Linked DNA regions of Homo sapiens: region 2 is linked to region 1. Evidence: chromatin loops called from intact Hi-C (ENCODE). Cell type or tissue: mammary epithelial cell. All regions are shown on one strand. Links, peaks and the distances in the headings refer to the core of each region. The heading gives the core; the rest is flanking DNA. Region 1 overlaps FREM3 (FRAS1 related extracellular matrix 3). Region 2 holds the start of GYPB (glycophorin B (MNS blood group)).

Region 1 (16,600 bases), core at 3,849-11,848:
CATCAAGGAAGCAACATGACCCACAGAGAACATAGAAGAGTGAGACAGGACGGCTGCCCACCTAGGACTGGGGCAAAGCCAGGGGAGGATCCCCACCGTGGGTAAATGGTGAGTGCGACCCTCCTGGGACCCACAGTTCTTCCATGAACCTTTGCAACCCTGGGCTCTGGAAATCCCCCATGACCACCCCTACCACTGGTGCCTCCAGACAGACACAGGGAACTGTGTGGAGACTGGGCAGAGCTAAGGCTCAGGCATGCATGGAGTCCCAGGGGCTTTGGACCCCTGGGAACACTGGTACCAGCCTCTGGAGCTCCTGCTGCCTCACATGCCCCCAGGATAGGGGCTCTGTGAATTCACAGAGCTGAAGAGCAGATGGACTGCACAACTTGCCTCCACTGAACTCACTAAACAAAGCCCACTGGCCTGGGACCCCAGCATGGCCACCTGAGCTTGCAGGCTGGTAGCAGCCCTGCACTTCTCTGGGATGGAGATCCCAGTGGTAGCAGGCAGGCCTGTCAGTTTTGCTGGTCTGCAGCTCTTGCCCCTGCAGTCTTCAGGCTCTGGAGAGAGCACAAAGATTGAGAACTAATGTAACCCCCAGCACAGCACAGCTGCCTTATGGAGAAATAGACTGTTTTCCCCATGAGTCCTGCTTCTGCTACCTCTTACTGGGCAGGGCCTCCCGACCTGGGACACCAGCCACCCCAGCCCCACCTAGGCTCTTGGCTGGTAGCAGCTCCGCACTTCCTTGGGACAGAGCTCCCAGAAGTAGCAGTGCCACCATTTTTGCTGCTCCACAACCCCAGCTCCTGCTGCGCTCAGGCTTGGGAGGGAGCAAAGAGATTCAGGACTAACTCAGGCCTCCAGCCCAGTGCAGCAGGATTATAGAAAACTGCCCAGACTGTTCTCCATGCGAGTCCCTGCCACTGTTATCCTCACTGGGTAGGGCCTCTTGATCTGGGAACCCAGCACAGCCATCTTGTCCCCATCTGAACCCTTTAGTCATTGGCGGCTCTGCATTTCTCTGGGGAGGAAATCCCAGAGACAATGCAAAACCTCTCTGCCATTGCAGCTGCAGTGGTACTGCCCTTACTGCCCTCAGACTGGGGAAGGAACAAAGGGCTGGTCAAGTCACTGACACCTCCGGCATGGCACAAACACCATACGAAGAGGAGCTCAGTTTCTGTTTCCTGGGAGCCTCTACTGTTCACCAGGCAGGGCCCCCAGCTCAGGACTGCAAAGCAGTTGCCCTGCCCCTGGCTGAGCATTCCCACTGGTAGTGGCTCTGTGTCTTCCTGGGCTGGAGCTCCCAGAGGCAACTGACAGCCCCTCTGCCACTGCCACTGCAGTGGTTCTGCCAGTGCTGCCCTCAGACTGGGGAAGGAACAAAGAGTCTGAGGGCTTTACTCACACCTCTACCGTGCCAGTTGCCATATGGACAGGAGCCAAGTCTCTCTTCCCTGTGAGACCCCAACCCCCTGCTCTTCACCAGACAGGGCTCCTGGCTCAAGACCACAGCACAGCTGCACCACCTCCTGGCTGAACATTTCCATTGGCAGTGGCTCTGCATTTCTCTGGGGTGGAGCTCCCAGAGGCAACTGAAAGTTCCTTTGTTACTGCCACTGTAGTGGTACTGCCCTTGCTGCCCCCAGAGAAGAAAAGGAACAAAGATTCTGAGTGCTTTACTCACACCTCCAGCTCTTAGCTGCCCTAAGGAGAAGAGGCCAGTCTGTCCTCCCTGTGAGCTTCCTGCACTCCCTGCCCATCACCAGGCAGGCCCTCCCCAGTGCCCCAAGCTTGGGCTCACAATGCAGCCACTCTGATTTGTAGTGGCTCTGTGTTTCTCTGGGGTGGAGCTCCAAGAGACAAGTCAAAAGCCCTTTGCCATTACCACTGCTAAGGTCTCTGTCCTCGTCACCCCCAAGCTGGAGAGGGAGTGTAAAGCCTGAGCTTGCCTCAAGGCTGCGGTGTATAGCTTAGGAGTGCAAAGCCAAGATCTGCAGCCAGCACTCAGGTAAGAGAGGAACCCACACTGTTAGAGTGCTGAGAGGGAACATGGCTGCAAATGCACAGAGGAGCCATGTGGCTGAGTAAGAGCCTGCCTACCAGCCGTTACACTTACACGCCATCTACTAGATCACAGCCCAAACTTCAAAACCAAAAATACTTTGCATATAACACCCTGTGAAACCAAGGACAAGAATTCAGCTACATATGAAGACCCTGAACAAAGCCTTGGCCCTCTGAAAACGTCCAGAAACAAAGTCAATTGACTATATTAAAATTACACCACAGTTAAAGGAATATCAGCCCATACAGATGAGAAAGAACTAGCGTAAGAACTCTGGCAATTCAAAAAGCTATAGTGTCTTCCTTCCTCCAAATGACTGCACTAGTTCCCCAGCAATGGTTCTTAACCAGGCTGAAATGACTGAAATAACAGACATAGAATTCAGAATATGGATAGGAATAAAGATCATCGAGAATCAGGTGAAAGTCAAAACCAATCCAAGGAATCTAGGGATAATAATAAAATGATATAATAACTGAAAGATGAAATGAAGAAAGAACCAACAGATCTGATAGAGCTGAAAACACTACAAGAATTTCATAATACGATTGAAAATATTTATTATTTTTAAATTAATTAATTTACTTTTTTTTTTTTGAGATGGGTTTGAACTCTGTCACCCAGGCTGGAATGTATGGCTCATCACAGCCTCAACCTCCTGGGCTCAGGTGCTCTTCCCACCTCAGTCTTACAACTAGCTTGGACTACAGGTGCACACCACCATGCCGGGCTAATTTTTTTGTATTTTTTGAAGAGATGGGGTTTTGCCATGTTGCCCACATTGGACTCAAGCAATCCACCTGCCTAGGCCTCCAAAAGTGCTAGGATTACAGATGAGAGCCACTGTGCCGGGCCAATTGCAAGTATTAACAACAGAATTGGCCAAGCTGAGGAAAGAATCTCATAGCAAAAAGGTTCTCTGAATGAACAGAATCAAAAATAAAGAGAAAAGAATAAAAAAGAATGTGCAAAACTTCTTAGAAATACGGGATTCTGTAAAGAGACCAAATCTACGACTCATTGGCATCCCTGAAAGACAGGGAGAGAAACCAAACAACTTGGAAAATATATTTGAAGATACTGTCCATGCATATTTCCCCAACTTCACTAGAGAGGCCAAAATTCAAATTCAGGAAATGCAGAGAACCCTTTAAGATACTGTATAAGACAACTATCCCTAAGACACATAGTCATCAGACTCTCCAAGGTTGACATGAAAGAAAAAAATATTAAAGGCAGCTAAAGAGAAGAGAAAGGCAGCAAAGAGAACCTCATCAGGCTAACAGCATATCTTTCAGCAGAAACTCTACAGGCCAGAAGAGATTAGGGGCCTTTATTAAGCATTATTAAAAAAAAAAAAGAATCTCAACCAAGAATTTTATATCCAGCCAAACTAAGCTTCATCAAAAAAGGAGAAATAAGATCTTCATCAGACAAGCAAATGTTAAGGGCATTCATTACCACCAGACCTGCCTTACAAGAGGTTTTTAAAGGAGCACTAAATATGGAAATGAAAGACCATTATGGCCACCACAAAAACACACTTAAGTACATAGACCATTGACACTATAAAGCAACTACACAATTGAGTCTGCATAATAAACCGCTAACAACAAGATGACAGCATTAAATCCTCACATATCAAATATTAACCTTGAATGAAAACAGGCTAAATGACCCAATTAAAAGGCCACAGAGTTGCAAGTTAGATAAAGAAGAAAGATCCAACCACATGCTGTCTTCAAAAGACCCATCTCACATGCAATGACAGTCATAGGTTCAAAGTAAAGGGATGGAGAAAAATCTACCAAACAGGCTGGGCGCGGTGGCTCACGCCTGTAATCCCAGCACTTTGGGAGGCCGAGGCGGGTGGATCATGAGGTCAGGAGATCGAGACCATCCTGGCTAACAAGGTGAAACCCTGTCTCTACTAAAAATACAAAAAATTAGCCGGGCGCGGTGGCGGGCGCCTGTGGTCCCAGCTACTCGGGAGGCTGAGGCAGGAGAATGGCGTGAACCCGGGAAGCGGAGCTTGCAGTAAGCCGAGATTGCGCCACTGCGGTCCGCAGTCCGGCCTGGGCGACAGAGCGAGACTCCGTCTCAAAAAAAAAAAAAAAAAAAAAATCTACCAAACAAATGGAAAACAAAAAAAGCAGGGGTTGCTATTCTAATTTCAGACAAAACAGACTTTAAGCCAGCAATGATAAAAAAGACAAAGACAGGCATTATATAATCGTAAAGGGTTTAATTCAACAAGAAGACTTAACTATCCTGAATATTTATGTGCCCAACAGAGGAGTATCCTCATTCATAAAACAAGTCCTTAAAGACCTATGAAGAGACTTAGATAACCATACAATAATAATGGGAGACTTCAACACCCTATTGACAGTATTAGACAGACCATCAAGGCAGAAAAGTAATGAAGATATTTGGGACCCAAATTTGACACTTAACCAAATGGACCTAATAGACATTTATAACACTCTCCACCCAAAACCAACAGAATATACATTCTTCTCTTCTGCACATACACGTACTCTAAAATCGACTACACCGTTGGCCATAAAAATTATTAGCAAATTCAAAAAATTCAGAAGTATACCATCCACACTCTCAGATTATATAACAATAAAAATAGAAACCAATACCATGAAGATCACTCAAAACCATACAATTACATGGAAATTAAACAGCCTGCTCCTGAATGACTTCTGGGTAAACAATGTAATTAAGGCAGAAACCAAGAAATTTTTTTGAAACTAATGAGAACAAAGATACAACATACCAGAACTTCTGGGACACAGCTAAAGCAGTATTAAGAGGAAAGTTTATAGTGCTAAATGCTCACATCAAAAAGTTAGAAAGATATAAAATTAACAACCTAACACCACACCAAAAGGTCACAACTGCAAATGAGAAAATGTGGGCATCAATGTACATGGAAATGTCCTTTTCTTTTCCTATTGGGTCCTGTTCTTTTTCTGATAAAGCACCTGACAGGTACTCTAGAGGAAATGATATCTAGAATTGTGCCATGCTGTCAGCTAGGCCTTGATCATCCATGTCAGGAAATGCAAAGGTGAGCAGGGCATGAAGACATGCTGTTTGAAGCTAAGGCAAATGCCTGAGTCTGAAGTGAAAACCTCCTACACTTCAAAGGTCTAATATGTGACGAGATTCTTCCACGAGTTGGGACTTGCTTGGCCATTATGGGGGTAATTTCATCTGAAATATTGTTTATGAGCAGCTTTAGGTATCTATAAATATTCTGAACTTTGGAAAAATTAATGTGAGCCCATGACAAGCCAGTGGGTAATAAATGAATCATAAAGGCTGCTGTTTGAATAATGTACTTATTTTGTAACCAGCAGAAGTCATTATGTATACAAACCATCTACGTGCTGAAGCCAGAGAAACTTTCATTCAGAGTCCATCAACAAAGACTAAGCATGCTTACACTTAACAGACTAGACTCCACCATAAACATGTATCATGATAATGATATATTCTTTAAGTGGCCCTCTCACCTTCTGCTGACTCCTGCTCTGACTTTCTGGAGCGCACGGCGATGGATGATGGTTGGGAAAGATCAGTGCCTCTTCTCCAAACACAAACCTCCACGTAGCGAGCACTTTCATTGACGTGATATTCAGCATCCCCAAAGTGCAGGACAGGTTCTAAAGAGGCAAAAAAAGATACACTAAGAATGCTTCAGCCTGCCTGGTATACTGTCTCCTTTGGCCCTGTGTGAGCCTGGGCATTTGTCATAATTGTCAGACATGACAGATCCCATAGGTCTTGTTTTTTTATATAGCTCAGGGAGAACAAAAACAAAAACACACAAAAAGCCACATCAGAGTCACATACCATGACTTTGACTCCAGGAAATGCCATGAGATGAAGTCAGTTGAGATGCTATTCATTTTTTTGTTTTAAGAACTTTCCATTACATAGAAGAGATTTTCCTATTAGGGAAAATTGGCCAATCAGCTGTAACTCAGGCAAGTCCACTATTGTTTGGGAAAAGATGGTGGAGAAGTTAGAGAGGCTTTTTTTGGCAGGGAGAAAATTGCTCTTCCTGTGGAGGGACAGTTGAGCCAGAATTCTGAGTTTGATCACTATGGCTATGCCTTTTCTTAGGGCATTTGCTGATTACAGGGACAGATGGAAATCCTGGGGCAGTGAATGAGGGGGAGGAGAGATCCTGTTAGCTGAGATGCCAGAAGCGCTTCCCCAGGAGACCAAGAAGTGACTCCATAGAAAAAGAAGGCTGAAGGAGAACAACCAGCACAGACACCAGGCTTCAGCGGTGGGTAGAAGGGAATTGTACATCTTCTAAAAGGAGAAAGAGGTTGACAATGCGAATGTTGCTTTGGCCAAGCAAATACACTTATCCATACCCCGTTCGCTCTTGTTCTAAAAGGTAGCTATGAACTTAGGTGATTATTTAAAGCATATACAAGGCTTAGCTGTAACAATACCTACTATATGTACTGTCATGAAAAAGATTTTGAGATGAATACTTTTGTTGGCTGTGACATCTGGAGGCAAAAAATGTAAATATTAGGAAGCAGATTCACCATGGAGGAACAACCCCTTGAGGTTGTTGAACGGAAAATTAGTTATGGAGATGACACCTTTGCAAATATATTGCAATGCACCAGGAGTGTATCTGAATTTAAATTCAAATTTTTGGAGGCTAGGAATCAGATTTAGTAAATATTATTTGTTTCAAGATGTATTTTAGTAGATCTTTTAACTGCTGAGGGAGTAGTAGTAGTAAAACTGCAAGACCTCTCCTGTCCTGGTTATGCCAAACAGCTCCCAATACACTGAACACAGCATGCATTTGTGAGCCTCCATCTTTGTTGATGATGTTCTCTGAGCTGGAATGTGCCAATATGGCAAATGCCTACTCATTTTTTTAAGACTTTATTGATAAAGAGTTGCCTTCTCTGGGAAGCCATATTTATTTCCTCAATAAATAATCATTCTTCACTCTGTGCTTCCCTAACATTTCAAATAGTTCTATAACTGTAGTGATGGAATACACTTGCAATTTGCTCACCTCAGGCATACAGCAGGCAGGTGGCCTGCACTCAGAAAAGGGTGGTAGGGTCATTCTTTCTTTTCTTTTTAATGAACATGTAGTAATTGTATGTATTTATGGGGTACATAGTGGTGTTTTGATATATTTATGGCACAGTGATCAGGTCAGGGTAATGCACATATCCCATTCTTTCTTCTCTTACCAAGAACTTTCTCCTCATTATTGCTAATGGGTGTTTCTGATGCCTCCACGGTTGGGACAGGAAAGAAGGAGGATAGGCAGGAGTAGCAGGAAAGTTCTTTCTTGAACACTTTCATGGATGTCAGTACTCTTTGGTTTTGGAAGATGGAAGAAAAGCTGATCCTGTTTATCATGGGCACTTCTGCAGGTTCTTTGGGATCTCTCACTCCCACAGTTGGGTATCTCTTATCTGCAGTTCTCTTGATGAGGATGAAACAGATATATTCTGGCTGATCACTTAATCATTCCTCAACCTATTTAGCATTTGGAAGTACCTCTGTTCAGCCCTCTAGATGGCACCTTTGGACAAGTTCATTCTGGCTCACTCTTGTATGCATGGCTCACATGTGGTCCATGGCAACCTTCCTGCATCCTCTGCCTTGATAAACTCCAGGAATACCACTTAACCCCAATGCAGTCCCTCTCTTTTGTTCATCCACCAAAGCAGCCAACCAGTTTATCTCCCACATTCAGATTTTCCAGGCAGAGCCAGATCCCAGTTCATTGTGTTCTCCACATTGCAGGTGGCACACATCATACTGCCCAAATGGTCTCCTTCGAGCCCCCTCTCTTGATTTAGCACCTCTTTAAAATGCAAAAATGTTAAATTTACCATTCTAACATGCTATCCTGTGTTTTTTTTATTATTATTATACTTTAAGTTTTAGGGTACATGTGCACAATGTACAGGTTTGTTACATATGTATACATGTGCCATGTTGGTACGCTGTACCCATTAACTCATCATTTAGCATTAGGTATATCTCCTAATGCTATCCCTCCCCCATCCCCCCACCCCACAACAGGCCCCAGTGTGTGATGTTCTCCTTCCTGTGTCCATGTGTTCTCATTGTTCAATTCCCACCTATGAGTGAGAACATGCAGTGTTTGGTTTTTTCTCCTCGCGATAGTTTGCTGAGAATGATGGTTTCCAGCTTCATCGATGTCCCTACAATGGACATGAACTCATCATTTTTTATGGCTGCATAGTACTCCATGGTGTATATGTGCCACATTTTCTTAATCCAGTCTATCATTGTTGGACATTTGGGTTGGTTCCAAGTCTTTGCTATTGTGAATAGTGCCACAATAAACATACGTGTGCATGTGTCTTTATAGCAGCATGATTTATATTCCTTTGGGTATATACCCAGTAATGGGATGGCTGGGTCAAATGGTATTTCTAGTTCTAGATCCCTGAGGAATCGCCACACTGACTTCCACAATGGTTGAACTAGTTTACAGTCCCACCAACAGGGTAAAAGTGTTCCTATTTCTCCACATCCTCTCCAGCACCTGTCGTTTCCTGACTTTTTAATGATCACCATTCTAACTGGTGTGAGATGGTATCTCATTGTGGTTTTGATTTGCATTTCTCTGATGGCCAGTGATGATGAGCATTTTTTCATGTGTTTTTTGGCTGCATAAATGTCTTCTTTTGAGAAGTGTCTGTTCATGTCCTTGGCCCACTTGTGGATGGGGTTGTTTTTTTCTTGTAAATTTGTTTGAGTTCACTGTAGATTCTGGATATTAGCCCTTTGTCAGATGAGTAGGTTGCAAAAATTTTCGCCCATTCTGTAGGTTGCCTGTTCACTCTGATGGTGGTTTCTTTTGCTGTGCAGAAGTTCTTTAGTTTAATTAGATCCCATTTGTCAATTTTGGCTTTTGTTGCCATTGCTTTTGGTGTTTTAGACATGAAGTCCTTGCCCATGCCTATGTCCTGAATGGTATTGCCTAGGTTTTTTTCTAGGGTTTTTATGGTTTCAGGTCTAACATGTAAGTCTTTAATCCATCTTGAATTAATTTTTGTATAAGGTGTAAGGAAGGGATCCAGTTTCAGCTTTCTACATGTGGCTAGCCAGTTTTCCCAGCACCATTTATTAAATAGGGAATCCTTTCCCCATTGCTTGTTTTTCTCAGGTTTGGCAAAGATCAGATAGTTGTAGATATGTGGCATTATTTCTGAGGGCTCTCTTCTGTTCCATTGGTCTATATCTCTGTTTTGGTACCACTACCATGCTGTTTTGGTTACTGTAGCCTTGTATTATAGTTTGAAGTCAGGTAGCGTGATGCCTGCAGCTTTGTTCTTTTGGCTTAGGATTGACTTGGCGATGTGGGCTCTTTTTTGGTTCCATATGAACTTTAAAGTAGTTTTTTCGAATTCTGTGAAGAAAGTCATTGGTGTCTTGATGGGGATGGCATTGAATCTGTAAATTACCTTGGGCAGTATGGCCATTTTCACAATATTGATTCTTCCTACCCATGAGCATGGAATGTTCTTCCATTTCTTTGTATCCTCTTTTATTTCCTTGAGCAGTGGTTTGTAGTTCTCCTTGAAGAGGTCCTTCACCTCCCTTGTAAGTTGGATTCCTAGGTATTTTATTGTCTTTGAAGCAATTGTGAACGGGAGTTCACTCATGATTTGGCTCTCTGTCTGTTATTGGTGTATAAGAATGCTTGTGATTTTTGCACATTGATTTTGTATCCTGAGACTTTGCTGAAGTTGCTTATCAGCTTAAGGAGATTTTGGGCTGAGACGATGGGGTTTTCTAGATATACAATCATGTCATCTGCAAACAGGGACAATTTGACTTCCTCTTTTCCTAATTGAATACCCTTTATTTCCTTCTCCTGCCTGACTGCCCTGGCCAGAACTTCCAACACTATGTTGAATAGGAGTGATGAGAGAGGGCATCCCTGTCTTGTGCCAGTTTTCAAAGGGAATGTTTCCAGTTTTTGCCCATTCAGTATGATATTGGCTGTGGGTTTGTCATAGATAGCTCTTATTATTTTGTGATACGTCCCATCAATACCTAATTTATTGAGAGTTTTTAGCATGAAGCATTGTTGAATTTTGTCAAAGGCCTTTTCTGCATCTATTGAGATAATCACGTGTTTTTTGTCTTTGGTTCTGTTTATATGCTGGATTACGTTTATTGATTTTTGTATGTTGAACCAGCCTTGCATCCCAGGGATGAAGCCTACTTGATCATGGTGGATAAGCTTTTTGATGTGTTGCTGGATTCAATTTGCCAGTATTTTATTGAGGATTTTTGCATCAATGTTCATCAAGGATATTGGTCTAAAATTCTCTTTTTTTGCTGTGTCTCTGCCAGGCTTTGGTATCAGGATGATGCTGGCCTCATAAAATGAGTTAGGGAGGATTCCCTCTTTTTCTATTGATTGGAATAGTTTCAGAAGAAATGGTACCAGCTCCTCCTTGTACCTCTGGTAGAATTCGGCTGTGAATCCATCTGGTCCTGGTCTTTTTTTGGTTGGTAAGCTATTAATTATTGCCTCAATTTCAGATTCTGTTATTGGTCTATTCAGAGATTCAACTTCTTCCTGGTTTAGTCTTGGGAGAGTGTATATGTCGAGGAATTTATCCATTTCTTCTAGATTTTCTAGTTTATTTGCATAGAGGTGTTTATAGTATTCTCTGATGGTAGCTTTTATTTCTGTGGGATCAGTGGTGATATCCCCTTTGTCATTTTTTATTGCGTCTATTTGATTCTTCTCTCTTTTCTTCTTTATTGGTCTTGCTAGCAGTCTATCAGTTTTGTTGATCTTTTCAAAAAACCAGCTCCTGGATTCATTGATTTTTTTGAAGGGTTTTTTGTGTCTCTATCTCCTTCAGTTCTGCTCTTATCTTAGTTATTTCTTGCCTTCTGCTAGCTTTTGAATGTGTTTGCTCTTGCTTCTCTAGTTCTTTTAATTGTGATGTTAGGGTGTGAATTTTAGATCTTTCCTGCTTTCTCTTGTGGGCATTTAGTGCTATAAATTTCCCTCTACACACTGCTTTGAATGTGTCCCAGAGATTCTGCTATGTTGTGTCTTTGTTCTCATTGGTTTCAAAGAACATCTTCATTTCTGCCTTCATTTCGTTATGTACCCAGTAGTCATTCAGGAGCAGGTTGTTCAGTTTCCATGTAGTTGAGCGGTTTTGAGTGAGTTTCTTAATCCTGAGTAGTAGTTTGATTGCACTGTGGTCTGAGAGACAGTTTGTTATAATTTCTGTTCTTTTACATTTTCTGAGGAGAGCTTTACTTCCAACTATGTGGTCAGTTTTGGAATAGGTGTGGTGTGGTGCTGAAAAGAATGTATATTCTGTTGATTTGGGGTGGAGAGTTCTGTAGATGTCTATGAGGTCCACTTGGTGCAGAGCTGAGTTCAATTCCTGGATATCTTTGTTAACTTTCTGTCTCACTGATCTGTCTAATGTTGACAGTCGGGTGTTAAAGTCTCCCATTATTATTGTGTGGGAGTCTAAGTCTCTTTGTAGGTCACTAAGGACTTGCTTTATGAATCTGGATGCTCCTGTACTGGGTACATATATATTTAGGATAGTTAGTTGTTCTTGTTGAATTGATCCCTTTACCATTATGTAATGGCCTTCTTTGTCTCTTTTGATCTTTGTTGGTTTAACATCTGTTTTATCAGAGACTAGGATTGCAACCCCTGCCTTTTTTTGTTTTCCATTTGCTTGGTAGATCTTCCTCCATCCCTTTATTTTGAGCCTATGTGTGTCTCTGCACGTGAGATGGGTTTCCTGAATACAGCACACTGGTGGGTCTTGACGCTTTATCTAATTTGCCAGTCTGTGTCTTTTAATTGGAGCATTTAGCCCATTTACATTTAAGGTTAGTATTGTTATGTGTGAATTTGATCCTGTCATTATGATGTTGGCTGGTTATTCTGCCCATTAGTTGATGCAGTTTCTTCCTAGCCTTGATGGTCTTTACAATTTGGCATGTTTTTGCAGTGGCTGGTACTGGTTGTTCCTTTCCATGTTTAGTGCTTCCGTCAGGAGCTCTTTTAGGACAGGCCTCGTGGTGACAAAATCTCTCAGCATTTGCTTGTCTGTGAAGTATTTTATTTCTCCTTTGCTTGTGAAGCTTAGTTTGGCTGGATATGAAATTCTGGGTTGAAAATTCTTTTCTTTAAGATTGTTGAATATTGGCCCCCTCTCTCTTCTGGCTTGTAGAGTTTCTGCTGAGAGATCAGCAGTTAGTCTGATGGGCTTCCCTTTGTGGGTAACCCGACCTTTCTCTCTGGCTGCCCTTAACATTTTTTCCTTCATTTCAACTTTGGTGAATCTGACAATTATGTATCTTGGAGTTGCTCTTCTCAAGGAGTATTTGTGGCATTCTCTGTATTTCCTGAATTTGAATGTTGGCCTGCCTTGCTAGATTGGGGAAGTTCTCCTGGATAATATCCTGCAGAGTGTTTTCCAACTTGGTTCCATTCTCCCCGTCACTTTCAGGTACACCAGTCAGACGTAGATTTGGTCTTTTCACATAGTCCCATATTTCTTGGAGGCTTTGCTCGTTTCTTTTTATTCTTTTTTCTCTAAACTTCTCTTTATGCTTCATTTCATTCATTTCATCTTCCATCGCTGTTACCCTTTCTTCCAGTTGATCGCATCGGTTACTGAGGCTTGTGCATTCATCACATTCTCGTGCTGTGGTTTTCAGCTCCATCAGGTCCTTTAAGGACTTCTCTGCATTGGTTATTCTAGTTATCCATTTATCTAATTTTTTTCAAAGTTTTTAACTTCTTTGCCATTGGTTCGAACTTCCTCCTTTAGCTTGGAGTAGTTTGATCTATTGAAGCCTTCCTCTCTCAACTCGTCAAAGTCATTCTCTGTCCAGCTTTGTTCCGTTGCTGGTGAGGAGCTGCGTTCCTTTGGAGGAGGAGAGGTGCTCTGATTTTTAGAGTTTCTGGTTTTTCTGCTCTGTTTTTTCCCCATCTTTGTGGTTTTATCTACCTTTGGTCTTTGATGATGGTGACGTACAGATGGGTTTTTGGTGTGGATGTCCTTTCTGTTTGTTAGTTTTCCTTCTAACAGTCAGGACCCTCAGCTGCAGGTCTGTTGGAGTTTACTGGAGGTCCACTCCAGACCCTGTTTGCCTGGGTATCAGCAGCGGTGGCTGAAGAACAGCGGATATTGGTGAACTGCAAATGCTGCTGCCTGATCGTTCCTCTGGAAGTTTTGTCTCAGAGGAGTACCCGGCTGTGTGAGGTGTCAGTCCACCCCTACTGGGAGGTGCCTCCCAGTTAGGCTACTCGGGGGTCAGGGACCCACTTGAGGAGGCAGTCTGCCCGTTCTCAGATCTCAAGCTGCATGCTGGGAGAACCACTACTCTCTTCAAAGCTGTCAGATAGGGACATTTAAGTCTGCAGAGGTTATTGCTGTCTTTTGTTTGTCTGTGCCCTGCCTCCAGAGGTGGAGTCTACAGAGGCAGGCAGGCCTCCTTGAGCTGTGGTGGGCTCTACCCAGTTTGAGCTTTCCAGCCGCTTTGGCTCAAGCCTCGGCAATGGCGGGTGCCCCTCCTCCAGCCTCGCTGCCACCTTGCAGTTTGATGTCAGACTGCTGTGCTAGCAATGAGCGAGGCTCTGTGGGCGTAGGACCCTCTGAGCCATGTGCAGGATATAATCTCCTGGTGTGCCGTTTGAGAAGCCCGTTGGAAAAGTGCAGTAGTAGGGTGGGAGTGACACGAGTTTCCAGGTGCCGTCTGTCACCCCTTTCTTTGACTAGGAAAGGGAATTCCCTGATCTCTTGTGCTTCCCGGGTGAGGCGATGCCTGGTCCTGCTCCATCTCACACACGGTGCACTGCACCCACTGCCCTGCACCCACTGTCCGACACTCCCCAGTAAGATGAACCTGGTACCTCAGTTGGAAATGCAGAAATCACCCGTCTTCTGTGTCGCTCACGCTGGGAGCTGTAGACTGGAGCTGTTCCTATTTGGCCATCTTGGCTCCACCCTCTGTCCTGTGTTTTTATCAGAGTCTTATGAACTGTTCTCAAGGTCAGGCACCATATTCTATATGCCCTTGTATTTTTAGTGATGCAGTGGCTGGCATATTGACAAAGTCTCAAGAATTTGTCAAATGGACATTTTTAACTCTCTTCTGATGTATTTTGAACTTATTACAAAGTTTGTTGAAAAAAACTTTGAACAAAGTTACCTACATTTTTAGCAGAGGAATTATATTGTGTGGCATTGGGGAAGGGCAAGAAGTGAGAAAGGTAAAAAACATTTGGATCAGTTGTACTGTTGTTTAGAGAAAAAAATGTCAGAACTCAAGCCTCTGAATACACTAAGATATAAGACATGAGAGGAGGGTAGTGTCACTTGGAAAAAATGTCATGAAATTCTTTCTAGATGCTCTAGGTATTGAGCATCAGGAGATCTGTCAGAACAGAGAAAACAGCTCCTCCATGTAGCACAGAAGAGTTTCCAAGTACTCTTTACCTTAGCTCTGTCTGAGAAACTGAGATGCTAGCAGTGATTCTAAAGGATGGGCAATTAGAAGAATATGATGCTTTGGCCACATCACATTTATGTTAAATGGATTCCACAGCCATAGATGTGTTTTAATCTCCTTTAAGAGAGAATGTTCTTTAAATGAAAATAGGAAAAATAAATATGACAAGGTCAGAAATTAAGCTCTCAAAGAGATAAAATTATCATTTAAAATGAGTTCAGTGTTCATATTCGGAGACGCTTAATGCCAGGTTTTGCAGGTGAGGTAACAGAAACACTGTTGGTAAACTGAGAAACCATACAGAACAGAATGGATGCCAAAAAATGGAAGATAGGAAAATATTTTTCCAGTTGTCTCAGGATAGAAAACAGATTCTAGAAACAGACGGGTAGGCTTAATCTTTAGAACAATTCTAGAGCTGCTTATTTAAACAGGTTTTGAATTCTGAGAAAAGAAAGACAATGCCCATTGGTCAGTATTGGTTCTGTAATATCAGATTTGGCAAAGCCAATTCAATGTTTTTTTAAAAAATATTTTTTACTTCAGTTCAACGAACATCTATTGAGCATCCCCTATGTGCTGTAAGCATGGTGCTAGTTACTGGGAATGTAAACAGATATACAGTCTTGTTTTTGAGATATTTTTGGTATGACAGGGCCTCCACACCAGTTCCTTCTTTTGCTGTAGCACTTAGGATTTCATTCAGCTATGCTATAGCAAAAGAAGGGAGCCGGGCACCGTGGCTCTTGCCTGTAATCCCAGCACTTTGGGAGGCCAAGGTGGGCGGATCACGAGGTCTGCAGATCAAGACCATCCTGGCTAACACGGTGAAACCCCGTCTCTACTAAAAATACAAAAAAATTAGCCAGGTGTGGTGGCAGGCTCCTGTAGTCCCAGTTACTTGGGAGGCTGAGGCAGAAGAATGGCGTGAACCTGGGAGGCAGAGCTTGCAGTGAGCTGAGATCACGCCACTGCACTCCAGTCTGGGCGACAGAGCGAGACGCCATCTCAGAAAAAAAAAAAAAAAGAAGGAACTGCCTTTGAGGCTCAGAAGGAGTCCTGGAGAAAATAAGGTGCTATGTCTTTAAAAATGAGTGAGAATTGACCAATGAGAGAGGTGGGAAAAATGTTCCAGGTAGAGTGGCTAGTAGGAACAAAGACACATAAGCATGAAAAAAGCCTACCGTTTAGGAAGGGATGCAAGAACTTGTTTATTGGTAGTGTGTAAGGTGAGAACAGAGGAATGTTTGGAATGAATTTAGAGAGGAACATAATCATTTTAGGTAGATGGGACTTGATATTTTAGATTTTATAGAATGTGGAAACCAATTTTAGGCAGTGAAAAGGTGTTTGGTTTTTGTTTTCTGCACATCTGTCCAGTGTCAGTGTGGGCCATGAATTTAGGAGGAATTAGTGCAACCCATTAGAAAGGTATTGCAATTATTCATGTGAGACATGATGATGATTGATGATACTACTAGTAGGCAGTAGTATTAGTGATGGAGTGGAAGAGGTGAATGTAAGAAATGCCCTGAACAGCACCCACTGACTAATGTAGCACTTCTGGGATGCCCTGCAAGTTTCTAGTGTTTGTGGGTGGGAGTGGGAGGCACTAATTCAGTTGGGAATAAAGCAGGTGGAACAGCATTGACTGAGGGTAAGAGAAAGAAAGATGATGAGTTTGGTTATAGGTAAGTTGAATTTGAATGGCCTGTGGTGCATTTAAGTAGATATTTTGGAAAAACCCTTTCATGCATGAATCTAGAGTTCAAAATCAAGCCTCACAGTGGTTCATGCCTGTAATTCCAGCACTTTGGGAGGCCGAGGAGAGGGGATCACTTGAGACCAGGAGTTCGAGACCAGCCTGGAAAACATAGCGAGATCCCATCTCTATAAAAAAATAAAGAAATAATTAGCTGGGTGTGGTGCATATGCCTGTAGTCCCAACTTTGTGGGAGGCTG
Region 2 (16,105 bases), core at 1-8,000, 430 kb after region 1:
GTGTATCCTCCATGGGAGCCCATTTTTCTTCCTGCCCTGGGCTCAGTGTCTGGTTCACAATCTGACATGTAATGACTGAATCATCAAATGAGTGCAGGAATTCAGGGACTGGGAATCAAGTCATATTAGAAAAAATGGGTTCTCCATTTGGAAGAAGATCTCTGGTAAGTTTAGAATTAGAAATATCGGCTTTATTCTTAAGATTCCTGGAGAAAGCAAGGCAATCGTCTTTTTTTCATAGCAAAAAAAAAAAAGAAAAAGAAAAAAAAAGAAAAAGACTTCACCATGTTTAGTCTTCGGCTAATCAGTATGGGGGAAAAACTTGATCTTCCACCTTTCTGTTATACTATAAAGTGGCCACATCCAGAGAGTTTCCTTGGAGGGTTTCTGCTACGAAGATGATAACAGCTTGGGTACTGGAGACCATTGTAGCTTTCAGGGTCATCTTGCCCCAGTGACCTCTTTATCAAGTGCCATTTAAGGCTTTAATTCACTATCTGCTTGTGTAGTTGTAGAAATTTAAAAAAAAAATCATTTCTTTGCCAGGAACCCTTTCCAAATTTGGGGCACTTGTAAGTCACACAGAGTTTTCCCAAATGCTGGGCACACCCCCAGTAGAGTACGCAGTGTCTAATTTTGTTTGAGCTACATCCAGTTTGGTTTGCCCCATGGAGCAACACAAAGAATACATCTTTTTTTCTGTGTAATAGCACTTCAAATATATGAATACATATACAAATATTACACTACATCCCTTTCATTTGTTTTCTTCAAACTAAATGTTTTCATACTTTTCTGCTTAAAAAATTAGAGTAGCTATGTTTGTTTTCTGTTTTCTTTCTGTAATTTTCTTGTCTCTCTGACTCTCAGAAATCACCAATCACATACGTAGGTTTGTTCCCTAGTCTATAATTATTGATAGCTACTAATTATTTTAATATTACTTATATTATTAATACTTATTAATCATGATAGTTAATTCTAATCATAGAAAATGCGTAGTACGCTTAACATTTTACTTTGTTTCTGGCATCGCTAAGTGTATTCCATTAAATATTTTGTTTAATCTTTATGCAATTATTATGAGGTAAGTACCAACATTGCCTGCATTTTAAAGACGAGGACACATAAAAATGTGGGCCCTTAATTTGCCTTAATGTTCCCCAGCCTTGAGAAGTAAAACTAGATTTGAACCCAGTTCTGTCTGTTCCTCATGCCTGTGCTCTTAACTATTGCACTATTTTATCCTCCCCTAGGGTATCTTAGAAAATGCTGATCTCTCTTCCCTGTATGCTACAGAGTGCTCAGTAGATCCTTGATACTTGCGCTCACTTGGGTTACAGCAATGTCTAATAGACTCAGAATGTTTCAAGCAACTGCCTGCCCCCTGTGTGCTGGGCACTAGTATTGCTAACACATAAGCACTGCACTTGAGAGGATGTTTAACTATAATATTCTCAGAAAGAGGCCAAAATCATGTTAATTTAAGACACTAAATTAATAATTAAATTTAAACTAAGTTAAATTCAAATTATTGAATTAATACAATTTAATAATGACCCTATGATATTTATTTTAATGGATTTAAATTTCTCCTAAAATTCACACGACACCTAAGCCAGTAAGAGTTGTTTTTGTTTTTTTTCTTCCTATGTGACACTTTAGTAATGGACCCACAGAGAAGCAAACAACTCCCCACGGTTTCAGTGTTCATCCTTTTGGCTTCTCACCATTTGGCAGAAATAGGAAATTACACCTTTTGAAAACTAAAAGCCATATAGCTACCAACACCTTTGTTAATAACTCTTTAGTTTGGAAATGAATCTCCTTATAACTCAAACAAAGCAATACATTTATTCACAGAGAGCTATTTCTCATAGCATTTGATAAAATTATTTTAATTCTAGCTAGACTTAGAATTGAAGTAAGCTTCTCATACTAGAAAACTGGATTCGGCCATAAATACTGGGCTCCCTTGTGTCATTTCCCCCACATTGGTAGCTGAGTTCCAGTAAAATCCATCCACCAGACTGGAAGAGGAAATACTACTCATTTATTGATTTAAATAAGATAGAACTGAAATAGGGTAGTTCATATTTTATTCTATGATCTCATACCCAATATAACAGAACCAAGATGAAATAAAATCACTTACCTGACAATAGTAATACAAAGATTATTTTTCCATACATCCTGAGATCATGAGCTGGTTCCTGAAGTTAGTGCAAAAAAACTACCAAAGACAACTGCAAGTGTCAGTGTCTGGCCTTAGCCTACTAGCTGTTATCTTCCAGGCCCACCTTCCTGCGGCCATCATCAGCTGATAGGCAGGGGAGGCATTTTAAATGATGCAAGTTGTTAAGCGCCTGTTAATAAAGATACATGGATATCTTGGGGCTGTGAAAGTGGTAAGTACAATTTTCACTGCAAGGAACAGGTGGCTACTTGTGATATTAACTTTGCATAAGTTAAATGGGCATGGTAAGGTGGTAGACAGGAGCCACCCAACTGGACAAAGAACTGGACTGTGAATCTCTGAGGCCAGGGCACGTGCCAGGCTGAGGTAGCTGTTGTGGAGCCATAGACCTTCTCATTTCTAATGTCAAGACCCGGTGGTCCAAATGAAAGTGACTTCCTATATGTGAAATGAACATATTTGAGAAATTTAAATCATTTGAGTGTTCTGAGGTTCTGCAAGACTCCCAAACTCATGGTGAGTCACACAGCAATGTAAGAGACATGAGATGCAACAAATCTTTCAGTGAAAATAGAGTTTGAACTGAAGAGCTAGTGCTGTGCAGCTATGAAACCAGTGAGCTGTTTCTGTCTGAAATATACCTTGCTAAGTAAGCATAAATGAATACCAAGACAATAAATGCAAACAGTCAGAAACAAAACCCAACAAACCAAAAACCTTATCATTAAAGTAGGTTAAAATGAAAGGTATGGAAATGTGAGGACATTAAAGGGAGACAGAACAAAAAATATAAATTAGATCTGAAATGGTTCAACAGAAGGTGACTGGATACTCCATCTAAATCATCTTACTTCCTGTAAGATTTTTGTGAAAGTCTTTCCTGCCTGACCCAGAAAATCAATTTGCTATGTAAGCAATTTGCCACATATATCATACTTACATATTTACCCAAAGTGTGGTTTAAAAAAATCATTTATGAAGTTAATGTTTGCAGCTTCAGGAAACTGGACCACAGAGAAAAAAAAGTATTTACTGGATAAAAGATGGAGATAAGTATCAGCAGAGCATCCCAGAGAGGGAGGAGCCTGAGATTGAGGCTCCTCTAATGGATGGAGGGAGTGGAGATGCAGACTTGGGAGAGACGGAAGAATGAATGACACAGACGGGGTAATCTGAGCAGCAAGAAAAGAATCCAGAGTGCCTCTTAAGGCCCTGCCAATTCATGTAAAACAACTGCAGCAAATTTTACTAAAAAGTTAAAATTAAACAATACATAATAATTTAACACCTTCCATAAAGTCAGTGTTTGTTATGGCTGGATATCAGGTTGAGTTGCAGGAATTGTGCTCAAGAGTCAACCAAGTAAAGGAAATGTTGTTGATATTCATATAAGCAGTAAGAATTAATTCACATGATTTTATATTGACAAAGGGAGAGCGATTAGCATGAGTCTTAAAAATGCTATTTCTGAAAATGGATAAATAACTGTCACTATTCTTACAATGGACTATTAGAGCAACTATTAAAATCATGTTTTCAAAAATAAAGATATAGAGACTCAGGATAAAATGGATACGTGGAAAACAGCAAGATCTCAAAATTGTATATACACAAATAAAATCCTATTTGATTCTTTTTTCCTCTGGGTTGTGCTGTCTTCACCTGGAATACACCTACTCCTTTTTAGGTGGCCTCCAATTCTGCTTAGGCTCTTAATTGAATAGTACTTCCTCCACAAAGCCTTCCCTGACTTCCTGTCTTTCTCAGGTGCCCCTGCTCTATACTTGTGTGGTTCCATCTTCTTCCCTTATCATAGGACTTATTACACTACATTGCAATCATTGTGTCTCCACTGGACTACAATTTTTAAGTGGACACACCCTGACTATGTCTATCTTATTTACCAATGAGTGCTTAGGGCACACTTGACAATAAATATTTCTCAAATCAATAAATGACAAATGAATATTGCAGTGCAAAGGAAAGCAACTTCTCACGGGCAGTCCTGGGTGTATAGGCTGATCATTTTTTATATATCCTACGGGTAACCTATGTCATATCCTAGCTTCAGGTTCCCTCCAGTATGGAGGTCCATTGCTAAGGCAGGAAGGGGAAAACGAAAAGGAAACTCAGCCTAAAATTCAGCTTTCATACCTCCTTCAGCCTGGACTGGTCAGAGTCTGAGAGTGCTTTCTTTTCCATGACCTCCCACTCTCCTTTCCTGCAGAATCACATCCTTAGCAATTTTCTAAACTCCTGTAGTGCTCACACATGCCTGTTTATTAACACCTGTCTCAGGTTGTTGTGAACAATCTGTTGCTTTGTATTTGTGGGTCCTGTCTCTGTTGTTCTGTTTCCAGCATCTGGCACAATGCCCTGTAGAGTACCTGGCCCTATTAAAGTAAGTCAAAACCTGGAGGGTTCTCAATGAGGAAATCAGAGGTCAGATTCAGCACCTCATACAGGGTGTGAGGAAGCAGAGCCATATAGTTCCCTCTAGTGGCGTATCTGCACAATGGAAGGAAAAAATGTGAGCCCCGTAAATGCAACAGAAAAAAATATACGTCAGATTACATTTTTCTCTTTCAGGCATTCCCTAATCTTCTTTAAATTTTTCAAAAATATTTTTACTGAAATACACATTCAGAATTATCATAAAATTCTGCCTAAGAGCTATATCATGCAAATTATTAGACAAATCCACATCTTTTAAGAATTTTGACTCTGCATAAAATAAAAGAAGTACTTTTGAGGCATTTGATCAAACATAAAAAACTTATCCAATTTTCCTGATACTACATGTCTTTAGGCTATTTTTTGAATTGCCTGAGTCATTTCTATGACGTAGTTAAGAAGGATGAAGTTCAATGTTATAATCTAGGAAAGGCAACTTGGATCGATCAACACAAACTTATACCTTGCTTGTTTCATGACAGAGAACCATTCATTTTTGTCAATTACTTACCTCTCAACTATTTCAGGCTTAGATTATTCCTGAAGATGGTTGCATGCTAGTCTGATCTGCCAGTGGAGAAGTGTGCTTTTCATGTTTTGCATGGAGGAGTGGAGAACAGGGGAGGGGCAGGAAAGTGGAGGCACAGTGGTTTATACTACTATCCTCCTTGGCACCTCATCGCCTTAGAATTTTCCAGCCTCCTTTGCCAGAGTAGTCTAAGAACTTTCCCTGACCTTTGTTTGTTTATCATTTGAAATTTTTTTTAAATAAAAAAACAACTACAAGGTAAGATAAATGTAACGCTCAAAATAACCCTGTTAGAGAGGCAGAACAGATATTAGCATTCTTATTTTAAATATGAGCAAACTATGGAATGGAAAAGAGACTATGAGTGTATTACTTGATTTGATTTGCCCTAAGTGTTTTTTAAACGTATGGATTTAGCTGCTAACATTTAAAAAGAAGGTATATTTTAATTAAAAATCAGGAATTGATTTAATTAAAAATTTGGCTCCTGTTACCGGAAGATCTGGCAAGAGTTAGCATGCAGTTCTACATTGTGACAATCCATGAGAGCTAAGGACTGGCTGTCTCTTGGGACAAATAGGCTTTCTTGAGTCTGGTAAGTGCTCCACCTGATGCTTGCTTCCATTTCTTAGATTAGGTTCTACTGTGGTAAGGCCTCAAAATCTCAGTGTCTTGCAGCAACACTGGTTCATTTCCTGCTCACATTACATTTGGTCTATGACGGTGACAAGTTCCAGGATCCAGACTGAAGGAGCCACCCCCATTTGGAATATGCTGTTCTTGTTGCAAACTGGGGGAAAAAGGCCAAATAAGGAATGGCTTTTAATGCTTCCTCTCAGACATGGTATGTGTTATTTTTTTTTCTCATATTCTATTAGCCAAAGTAAATCAGTGGCCAAGCTGACCTCAACGGGACAAGTAAATATAATTCTTCCAAATGGAAGTCCTCCAAGTCATAGGTCAATGGTGAGGATATATAAAACACTTACAGGAAGGGCCCTAATAATTGGGAGCGAAAACACAATCCATCACATTCATTTATACTCTTTCTAAGCTTTTGGCATTTGGGTTTGGAAATCTAATTTATTTAGGAGTCTCCTTCAACACCTTCTAGTGATGAGATTTCTTTAACCCAGTTTTCAGTTTCCTTTCTTTAAGATTATAATGAGATGTGATGTGCGTTGAAGAAACCCCAGAAGTGAGAAACTCTCATTACTACAATGGTGATGTAGACAGTGAAAAACTGTTCCCAGTTGCCTCTAAGTCCATTGTGCTATACTGCTGGAATCAGGAATCATACATGATCTTTCTGCTGAGAATTGATAGGTCCAGCTTGTTCTACATCCAAATAATAATTCAACAAATGATTTGTGAGCACCTACCGGGCACTGTGCCAAGTGTGGAAGACACAACCTTCAGTAACTCAAGTTTCCCTTCAGGAACTGACAGCTTAATTGGGAAACAAATAAAGTAAGAAGGCAATTGCATTATGGAGTGTCAAGTGGATGATAGTAGTAAGCAAAGGGTGTTATAAGAGTACATAAGAGGGGTACCTAACTCAGACTTGGGGTTCTGGAAAGGTTTTCCAGAGCAAGCAAGACCTAAAGGATGAGTAGACAAGTCACGGGAGAAGTAAGAACATTTTAAGCAGAGAAAACAGCATGAGCAATGGTCTGATACCAAGAAAGAGAGAGATAGTGCAAGAATACACAATGTAGTAGTTTTCAAAACTGTTTGAAATTTTAATCTCACATTGGTTCTTTTCAATGTCTAGTATATCAATTCATTCTGCCGTTTACCTTTGTAAAGATGAATTTAGCCCTGGTTCTCTATATGAATACTAGAGGAAGTATACTGATAAAAGAAAAGGAACAAATATGTAGTCATTTCTAAGATTTATTTTTATTAAAATGTAACACTCACAAACTAAGTGTATAACTCATATGTATATATACACACATACACACACACACACACATACATGAGTATATGTGTGAAACTGTCACTCAAATCAAGACATAGAACATTTCAGATGTATTCCAGAGATCATGGTGGATGGGAGGCAGGACTGGATTGCAGCTCCCACTTGAACAGACAAAGCAGCGTGTGGAGGCTTGTATCATGAACTTTGACTGCAGGAATAAATCAGGAAAGCTGAGAGAACCCACAGACCCTCTGAAGGAAGTGGATTGTTCCTGCAGGTCTCAGGAGACACCCCAAATGCTGTGGGAGCCCAAACTGCAAACTGTGGAAGTGGGAAAGGGGAATAGTCAGCTCCTGAACACACATCCTCACTGGGGAACCTAAAGGTCTAGATCACAGGAGAAGATTTTGACCTTACTTGGAGCTGAGTCAATTTAGAGAGCCAAGTGACATACACTGCTAGAGAAAGCAGCGCGAAAAGCCCTGTGGGCTCACTGGGTTCCCTAGCCATCCATTTCTGCCTTGCCTCACAGGGGTCCTTGAGGAGGGCTACCAGAGGCACTGGGAAATGGTCACAAAGAGAAGGAAACTTCCAGCTGAACTTTGTAACAATTTGAACAGATTGAGAAATCTCCTGGCCAGAACCTGGGGGAGGGCATGAATCCAGTGTGCAGACTCCACAGGTGGGGAAGTACCAAAGCCCTACTTGCTTTTGCAGCTGGGAGGCAGGTAGCCTGGGGCAGAATCTCAGCCCTGCTCACCCACTGCCTTGAAACAGACTCGGTGCTGTTGTAGGGGCTATGGTGGGAGTGAGACCAGCCCTTCGGGTTATGTGGGAGCTGGGTGAGGCCTATGACTTCAACTTCCCTGACAACCTGCATGGGATAAAAATCAGGGATAAAAATCACTACAGCTCTGTCCTCAGGAAGCCACATCCCTAGGAAAAGTGGGAGAGTACTATATCAAGGGAACACCCTGTGGGACAAAAGAATCTGAACAACAGCCTTGAGCCCTAGACTTTCCCTCTGACAGAGCCTACCCAAAGGAGAAGGAACCAGAAAGCCCACTGTGGTAATATGACAAAACAAGGTTTTTTAACACCCCCCCAAAATCTCACTAGCTCACCAGCAATGGATCCAAATGAAGAAGGAATCCCTGATTTACCTGGAAAAGAATTCAGAAGATTAGTTATTAAGCTAATCAAGGAGGTACCAGAAAAGGCAAAGCCCAATTTAAGGAAGTGAAAAAAAAATGATAGAAGAAATGAGGGGAGAAATTTTCAATTAAATAGATAGGATAAATAACAAACAATCAAAACTTCAGGAAAAAATGGATGCACTTATAGAAATGCAAAATGCTCTGGAAAGTCTCAGCAATAGATTCCAACAAGTAAAAGAAAGAACTTCAGAGCTCGAAGACGAGGTTTTCAAATTAACCCAAACCAACAAAGACAAAGAAAAAAGAATAAGAAAATACAAGCAAAGCCTGCAAGAAATCTGGGATTATGTTAAACAACCAAACTAAGAATTATCAGCCTTCTTGAGGAAGAAGAGAAATCTAAGTTTGGAAAACATATTTTGGGGAATAATCAAGGAAAACTTCCCAGCCTTGCTGGAGACCTAGACATCCAAATACAAGTTCAAAGAACACCTGGGAAATACATTGCAAAAAATCATTGCCTAGGCACGTTGTCATCAGGTTATCTAAAGTTAAGATGAGGGAAAGAATCTTAAGAGCTTTGAGGTAAAAGGACGAGTTAACCTATAAAGGAAAACCTATCAGATTAACAGCAGATTTCTCAGCAGAAACTCTATAGACTAGAAGGGATTTCGGCCCTGTCTTCAGCCTCTTTAAACAAAATAATTATCAGGCAAGAATTTGTATCCACCGAAACTAAGCTTCATAAATGGAGGAAAGATACAGTCTTTTTCAGACAAACAAATGCTGAGAGAATTTGGCACTACGAAGCCAGCACTACAGGAACTGCTAAAAGGAGCTATAAATGTTGAAAGAAATTCTGGAACAACATTAAAACAGAGCCTCTTTAAAGAGTAAATATTACAGGACCTATACAACAACAACAACAAACAAACAACAACAACTAAAAAACAAGGTATACAGGCAAGAAATAGCACAATGAATGGAATGGTACCTCATATCTCGATACTAACATTGAATATAAATGGCCTAAATGCTCCACTTAAAAGATACAGAATTAAAGAATGGATAAGAATTCATAAAGCAACTATCTGCTCCCTCCATGAGACTCAACTGACACATAAGGACTCACATAAACTTAAGGTAAAGGGGTAGAAAAAGACATTCCATGCAAATGCAACCAGAAGCAAGCAGGAGTAGCTTTTCTTTTTTTTTTTTAATTTTATTATTATTATACTTTAAGTTTGAGGGTACATGTGCACAACGTGCAGGTTTGTTACATATGTATACATGTGCCATGTTGGTGTGCTGCACCCATTTACTCATCATTTAGCATTAGGCATATCTCCTAATGCTATCCCTCCCCACTCCCCCCACACCACAACAGTCCCTGGTGTGCGATGTTCCCCTTCCTGTGTCCATGTGTTCTCATTGTTCAATTCCTGCCTATGAGTGAGAACATGTGGTGTTTGGTTTTTTGTCCTTGCGGTAGTTTGCTGAGAATGATGGTTTCCAGTTTTATCCATGTCCCTACAAACGACATGAACTCATCATTTTTTATGGCTGCATAGTATTCCATGGTGTATATATGCCACATTTTCTTAATCCAGTCTATCATTGTTGGACATTTAGGTTGGTTCCAAGTCTTTGCTATTGTGAATAGTGCTGCTATAAACATACGTGTGCATATGTCTTTATAGCAGCATGATTTATAATCCTTTGGGTATATGCCCAGTAATGAGATGGCTGGGTCAAATGGTATTTCTAGTTCTAGATCCCTGAGGAATCGCCACGCTGACTTCCACAATGGTTGAACTAGTTTACAGTCCCACCAACAGTGAAAAAGTGTTCCTATTTCTCCACATCCTCTCCAGCACCTGTTGTTTCCTGACTTTTTAATGATCGCCATTCTAATTGGTGTGAGATGATATCTCATTGTGGTTTTGATTTGCATTTCTCTGATGGTCAGTGATGATGAGCATTTTTTCATGTGTTTTTTGGCTGCATAAATGTCTTCTTTTGAGAAGTGTCTGTTCATATCCTTTGCCCGCTTTTTGATGGGGTTGTTTGTTTTTTTCTTGTAAATTTGTTTGAGTTCATTGTAGATTCTGGATATTAGCCATTTGTCAGATGAGTAGGTTGCAAAAATGTTCTCCCATTCTGTAGGTTGCCTGTTCACTCTGATGGTAGTGTCTTTTGCTGTGCCAAAGTTCTTTAGTATAATTAGATCCCATTTGTCCATTTTGGCTTTTGTTGCCATTGCTTTTGGTGTTTTAGACATGAAGTCCTTGCCCATGCCTATGTCCTGAATGCTATTGCCTAGGTTTTCTTCTAGGCTTTTTATGGTTTCAGGTCTAACATTTAAGTCTTTAATCCATCTTGAATTAATTTTTGTATAAGGTGTAAGGAAGGGATCCAGTTTCAGCTTTCTACATATGGCTAGCCAATTTTCCCAGCACCATTTATTAAATAGGGAATCCTTTCCCCGTGTGTTTAAAAGAATGTGATGCCTCCTCCCCACCCACTTGCTCCCTCTTGCTATGTGATACACCAGCTCTCCCTTTGCCTTCTACCATGATTGGGAAGCTTTGTGAGGCTTTCAACAGAAGCAGATGTCAGCACCATGTTCCCTGTACAGCCTGTAGAAACATAAGTCAAACTAAACCTCTTTTCTTTATAAATTTCCCAGCCTCAGGTATTCCTTTGTAGTAATGCAAAATGGACTAACATACTGGGGGAGTCACATTATCTTCTTCCAAAAGCTGTTTCAAGACCTCTCCTCAATCACCTCTTTTATCAGAGCCCTGGTCCAGGGTGTGCACTGCCCACCACTTTGCCCTACATGGAATTCATGGACAGAGCCTCTTCTCATTCCTTCCCAGGGACAGCTAACACAAGACTATCATATATGAAATAATTTTACTAAGGGTTTAGAGACAATAGAGAGGAATTCCAGCAGAGAGGAGAAAACAACACTGTGTCTGAAGCCTGCAAGCCATCTTCATAGGGAATCCCCTCTCGGTCAGCTGTCTTCTTGGTCCTGGCCTGTCACTGTATTGCTATGATTCATTCCTCAGAATTGAATTCCTTCTCCTTTTTTTCTTTACTTCCTCAGGATTCCATACTCCTGGCTTTTCCTGTATTCTTCCTCAGTTGTTGAGGAAAAGCAGAATATTCCTTAGTTTTTCTTTTTAATCCCAAATTTCTGATTCAGAAAGGTACTCTCCTACTTTATTAAGCAGGGTAATACATCTCTTTATTGACTATGTTTTATAACAAAAGTCTTTTTTAATGAAAAATCAGTTGTCTCTGTACTCCTGATAAATTCTACAGCCCCATCAAATAGTTTTTAAAATATAATATTTTTTCACCTACTCAGATAATTGCCTCTCAGTGTAACAAATACTATGGTGGAGGTAAGTGCAAAGTGAAAGCTGTTAGAGCTGGAATATAGGATCCGAGACCAGGCTGTAAACAGCTGGAGATGAGCCCCCAGCAAAGATTTTCTGCATAATGTAATATGAATTATGAAGGATAAGTAAGAGTCAACAAATAAAAAGAGAAGGGAATAGTGGAAGGAGTAAATATGGTGACTAAATGTGGAATGTGCTGGCTTTGAAAGACTGTGGAATATTCAAGTGGAGTAAATGTCCAAATATCTATGATAATTGAAATCACTGGAAAGAGTAAGTTTAGCAAAAGTGAGAGGAAATAGGGCTAAAATGTACACTGGAGAACTGAACAAAGCATAGGAAGAAGAGTGGCCATAACAGGTCCAGAGAAGGAGTGGTGTTGGAGAAAGGAGAAATACCAGAGAAGGGAGGTGTTCCTAAAGTCACAGAAGGACAAGGAAAGAGGATTTTAAGAATGGAAAAACAGTCTTCAATACTGCAGAGGGATCAAGTAAGAATGATTAAGATCATCCACAGGGTTTAACACCGGCAATGTCATCCAGGCTCTTACATGATGAAGTTCTCCTAAGATGGGTCAGAGCTTGGCAGCCAGGTGCTCAAACTGAGATTTTTCTTCTCTTGAGACTCAGATTTCTGCTTACAATGTTGTACACTCAGACATTCATTCTGAAGTTCCAAACCTGGTCATGGAAGAGCAATACATTTCTCTTTGAAGTTTCTTTCTTGAGCAATAGGACATTTATAGCACTGACTCCTGTTGCCTTTGTTATCTCACAACAATACGAGTGTCTCTCCACCTAGTAACTCCTTCCTACTAGTCTAGTCCTCAGTTGTTTTCCCCTTTACCTTTATTAGGAACTTAAGGGGAATAGGCAAGTCATAAATGAAATGAGTGTCCATTCCAGATCTATTAAAAATATAAGTCAAGTCACAATAGTTATTTGCTCAGAATCCTCTAATAGTTCCCCACTGTACTAAGAAAATCAGCCAAGGGCCTTACAGGGTCAGTCCTTCCTACCTCTTTGACCTCGTCTCCTTCAACTCTCCCCTTTAGTAATTCTGTCTTTTGGGCTGCTACTTCCACAAGTCAGACCTCAGGACCTTTTCGCTTTGATGTATCCTTCTGGAATACTCCTTTGCTATATAATTTCTTGGCTCATGTCTCTTTTAAGATCTTTACTCAAATGTCACCCTTTAAAGATAGCTCCCTTGACTAACCTAAATTGCAACCAGTCCATAACAATCTTTTTCTTACTTCCCAGCTTTAATTTTTTCTGTAGTACTCATGACCATTTAACATACTATATACTCTTTATCTCACTAGATGTAAGCTCCAGGAGAGAAGGATTTTTGATTATGTTTTTATTTCTGTATCTTCAGAATCTATAATAATTCCTGGCAGAAAATAGACTCTAAATAAATATTTGTTGAATAAATGAACGAATGAATAATAAGCTGGTCACTCCTCTCCACCTGCTCGGTCATCCCTGCAGGTATCCCCACCTGCTAATAACTCCTCTCCACCTAACTAGGGGCTTCTGTGGCCCTGGGGACCTACAGTCATCCTAAGACCATCTGACTAGTAGGGGATGGGAGAGTGGTAGTGGGGCATGAAAGGTGGGATGTAGGAGAGAACACAGAGGAAGATTTCAAAGTGGGAAGAGTTGGGGAGAGCTCAGTCAGGTTCTATTGGCTGCAAAATTGGAGATTAAAGCAAGTAAACAAATATTTATTCATAGGTGTAAGGATTTGTTTCAAGAAGGGCAATTTGAAGGGTACCGAGGGCTCCGGTCCAGTAGAGTTGATACTGCAACTTTTCCCTCAGTTCCTTTGGCTCTGCTTTTACCCTTCACTTATCCTATCTTTCTTTCAAATTTCAAACTTTTCTTTAAAAAATGCTACTGCCCTGTGTTGCCACTTTCTGCTGTCAGCTTGGTTGTTGAAGTAGAACATGCAGACAAACCACAGGAAGCTTATCTTTTGTGCAAGTCAGTAGCTGAGATGAGTTTCTTTTTTTTATTATTATACTTTACATTCTGGGATACATGAGCAGAACATGCAGGTTTGTTACCTAGGTATACACATGCTATGGTGGTTTGCTGCACCCATCATCCCATCATCTGCATTAGATATTTCTCCTAATGCTATCCCTCCCCTAGCTCCCCACCCTCGACAGGCCCGGGGTGTATGATGTTCCCCTCCATGTGTCCACGTGTTCTCATTGTTCAACTCCCACTTATGAGTGAGAACATGCGGTGTTTGATTTTCAGTTCCTGTGTTAGTTTGCTAAGAATGATGGTTTCCAGATTCATTTATGTCCCTGCAAAGGAGATGAACTGAGATGAGTTCATCTATCTATACTTTACATATGAGAGATCAGCAGGACATGCTTCCTTTTTGGGATTGAATGCAGTGGTTTGAGTAAGAGTTTTTTGAATTTTGTTATAAGGACAACTGTTTCTAAAACAACATTTTGACCCAATTGAGCTGTGTTTTTTAAATCCGTTCAGTGGAGTCTCTCTCTCTCTCTCTTTTTTCTCTGAAAGCAGATATTGACTTTAGACACAGACTCAGTCTTCCCAATACACACCAAAAAGTTGATCTGGCTGTTAAAACAACACTGACAATTCTTCAGGCAGATATTTCAAGGCTAAGTGTTTTTCCCAAGGCTGAGTATTTGATTTAAAACAACAAAACAAGCTGGCAGTTACAGGCTGGACTTGAAACATTCTCAATCAGTGATGAAGTGCATCGCGCGCCCTTGGGTTTTCTTCCCAAGGCATCTAAGAAGCAGCCAGATTTCCAGCTTGTGTGAACCAAATGGCAGCCTAAGGAAGTGACAGCACTTACCCTCTTTTGCATCAGCAGTGGTCAGTGAGTAAAATGAAGTGAGCCCCAAACTTCCTCTTAATGAGAAAAAGTGTTACTTTATCAACCAAGTTGCTCTACCAGGATACACTTAATTTCCTATATTTCCTTTAATAAAGGTGAAAAAAAACAAAGTCGATATATTGCTAGATACATGAGCTTTGCTTTAAATTAAAACCCACTTCCTTCCCAGAACCATCAGAGATGAAATCTGAGTTTATGCTCCCCCAACAAATTGGAGGACACATTTATTTCAGAATTCAACAGAAGATAGGGAAAGACTAATAGGAAGAAAAAAAAACAAGAAAGAATATTATAAATAATTTTACAGCAGAACAGGAGATTTATGTCTTTTTCCATTGTACACAAGGTTGTTTCATAATCTCTTGTGAGAGATTAAAAACTACTGAGCATACTAAGACACTTCTCTGTATTTATAACCCATTCTGAAATTGTGATTTATAACCTTGGGCCCTAATTAGTTAAGTGATATTGATAGCAGATGTGATACTTATGGAAAAATGTAACCTTGGGTGAAAGGCTCTCTCTCTCTCTCTCTCTGTGTCGGGGGTGTGTGTGTGTGTGTGCGTGCGTGCACGTGTATGTTGACCAAATAATTATAATATTTTACTACCTAGACTCTTATTCAATTATGCAAGGTGTCATGCTTTCACATACATGGCTTACTGAAGGCAAGCCTCACAATAAGCCTATGGGGACGAGGGTGTTATTATTTCTCTTTTGAAGAGAAGAGAGCTGAGTTCTGAGAGGCTGAGAGTCACACAACTAGTAGGATAGCACAAGGTCACCTGAATGCAATGACCTTTTCACTGCCCCATAAGATTTCACCCACCCATCCATCCACTCAGCATTAAATCAGAACTTCCTACATGTTATGAGTTTTTAAAAATGGTGACAAAATATACATAACAAAATTAAATATCTTAACCATTTTTATATGTATAGTTCAGTACTGTTAAGTATACTTACATCATTATGCAAGCAATCTCCAGAACTTTTTCATCTTCCTAAAATAAAACTCTATAGCCATTAAACAACTTCCCATTTCTCCCTCCCCAAGCCCCTGGCAACCACCGTTTTACTTTCTGTTTCTGTGAATCTGACTCTTGTAGATACCTCATAGAGTGGAATCATACAGAATTTGTCTGTGACTGACTTATTTCATTTCACATAATGACCTCAAGATTCATCCATGTTGCAGTGTATGTTAGAATTTCTTTCCTTTATAAAGAAGAATTTACAACATTTTGTTTATTCATTCTTCCATTAATGGACAGGTGGGTTGCTTCCACTTTTTGGCTATTGTGAATAATGCTATAATGAACATGGATGTGCAATACCTTCTTGAAACTCTGCTTTTAATTCTTTTGGATATATACCAGAAGTGGAATTGCTGGATTGCATGGTAATTCTATACTTAATCTTAAAGAAACTGCCATACTGTTCCATAGTGGCTGCATCATTTTGTGTTCCCACTAGCAAGACACAAGGATTTGAATTTCCTTACATCTTTGCCAATATTTATTTTCTGGTTTGTGTATA

What was found. Hi-C counts contacts between places; a loop is a spot of excess contacts. Peaks named below come from ENCODE experiments on the same cell type or tissue, not always from the same donor. Only the 100,000 strongest peaks of a DNase experiment are listed, where the experiment ranks them.
Region 2: it touches region 1 in a loop (18-fold over the local background); 2 of 110 quality-filtered maps call a loop at or near these places.

What each region holds. Positions count from the first base shown.
Region 1 is chr4:143,580,240-143,596,839 of GRCh38, forward strand. FREM3 (FRAS1 related extracellular matrix 3) reads right to left here. Exons shown (of 8, transcript NM_001168235.2): 7 at 5,605-5,754. Among named protein-coding and RNA genes, the nearest start is that of SMARCA5-AS1, 74 kb to the left of the region's middle. In mammary epithelial cell, for the core only: a CTCF peak has its summit at 7,676 (motif pointing right); no DNase peak of the experiment used is centred there.
Region 2 is chr4:144,017,096-144,033,200 of GRCh38, forward strand. GYPB (glycophorin B (MNS blood group)) reads right to left here and starts at 2,285. Exons shown (of 5, transcript NM_002100.6): 1 at 2,156-2,285. The coding sequence starts at 2,192. In mammary epithelial cell, for the core only: a CTCF peak has its summit at 4,699 (motif pointing left); no DNase peak of the experiment used is centred there.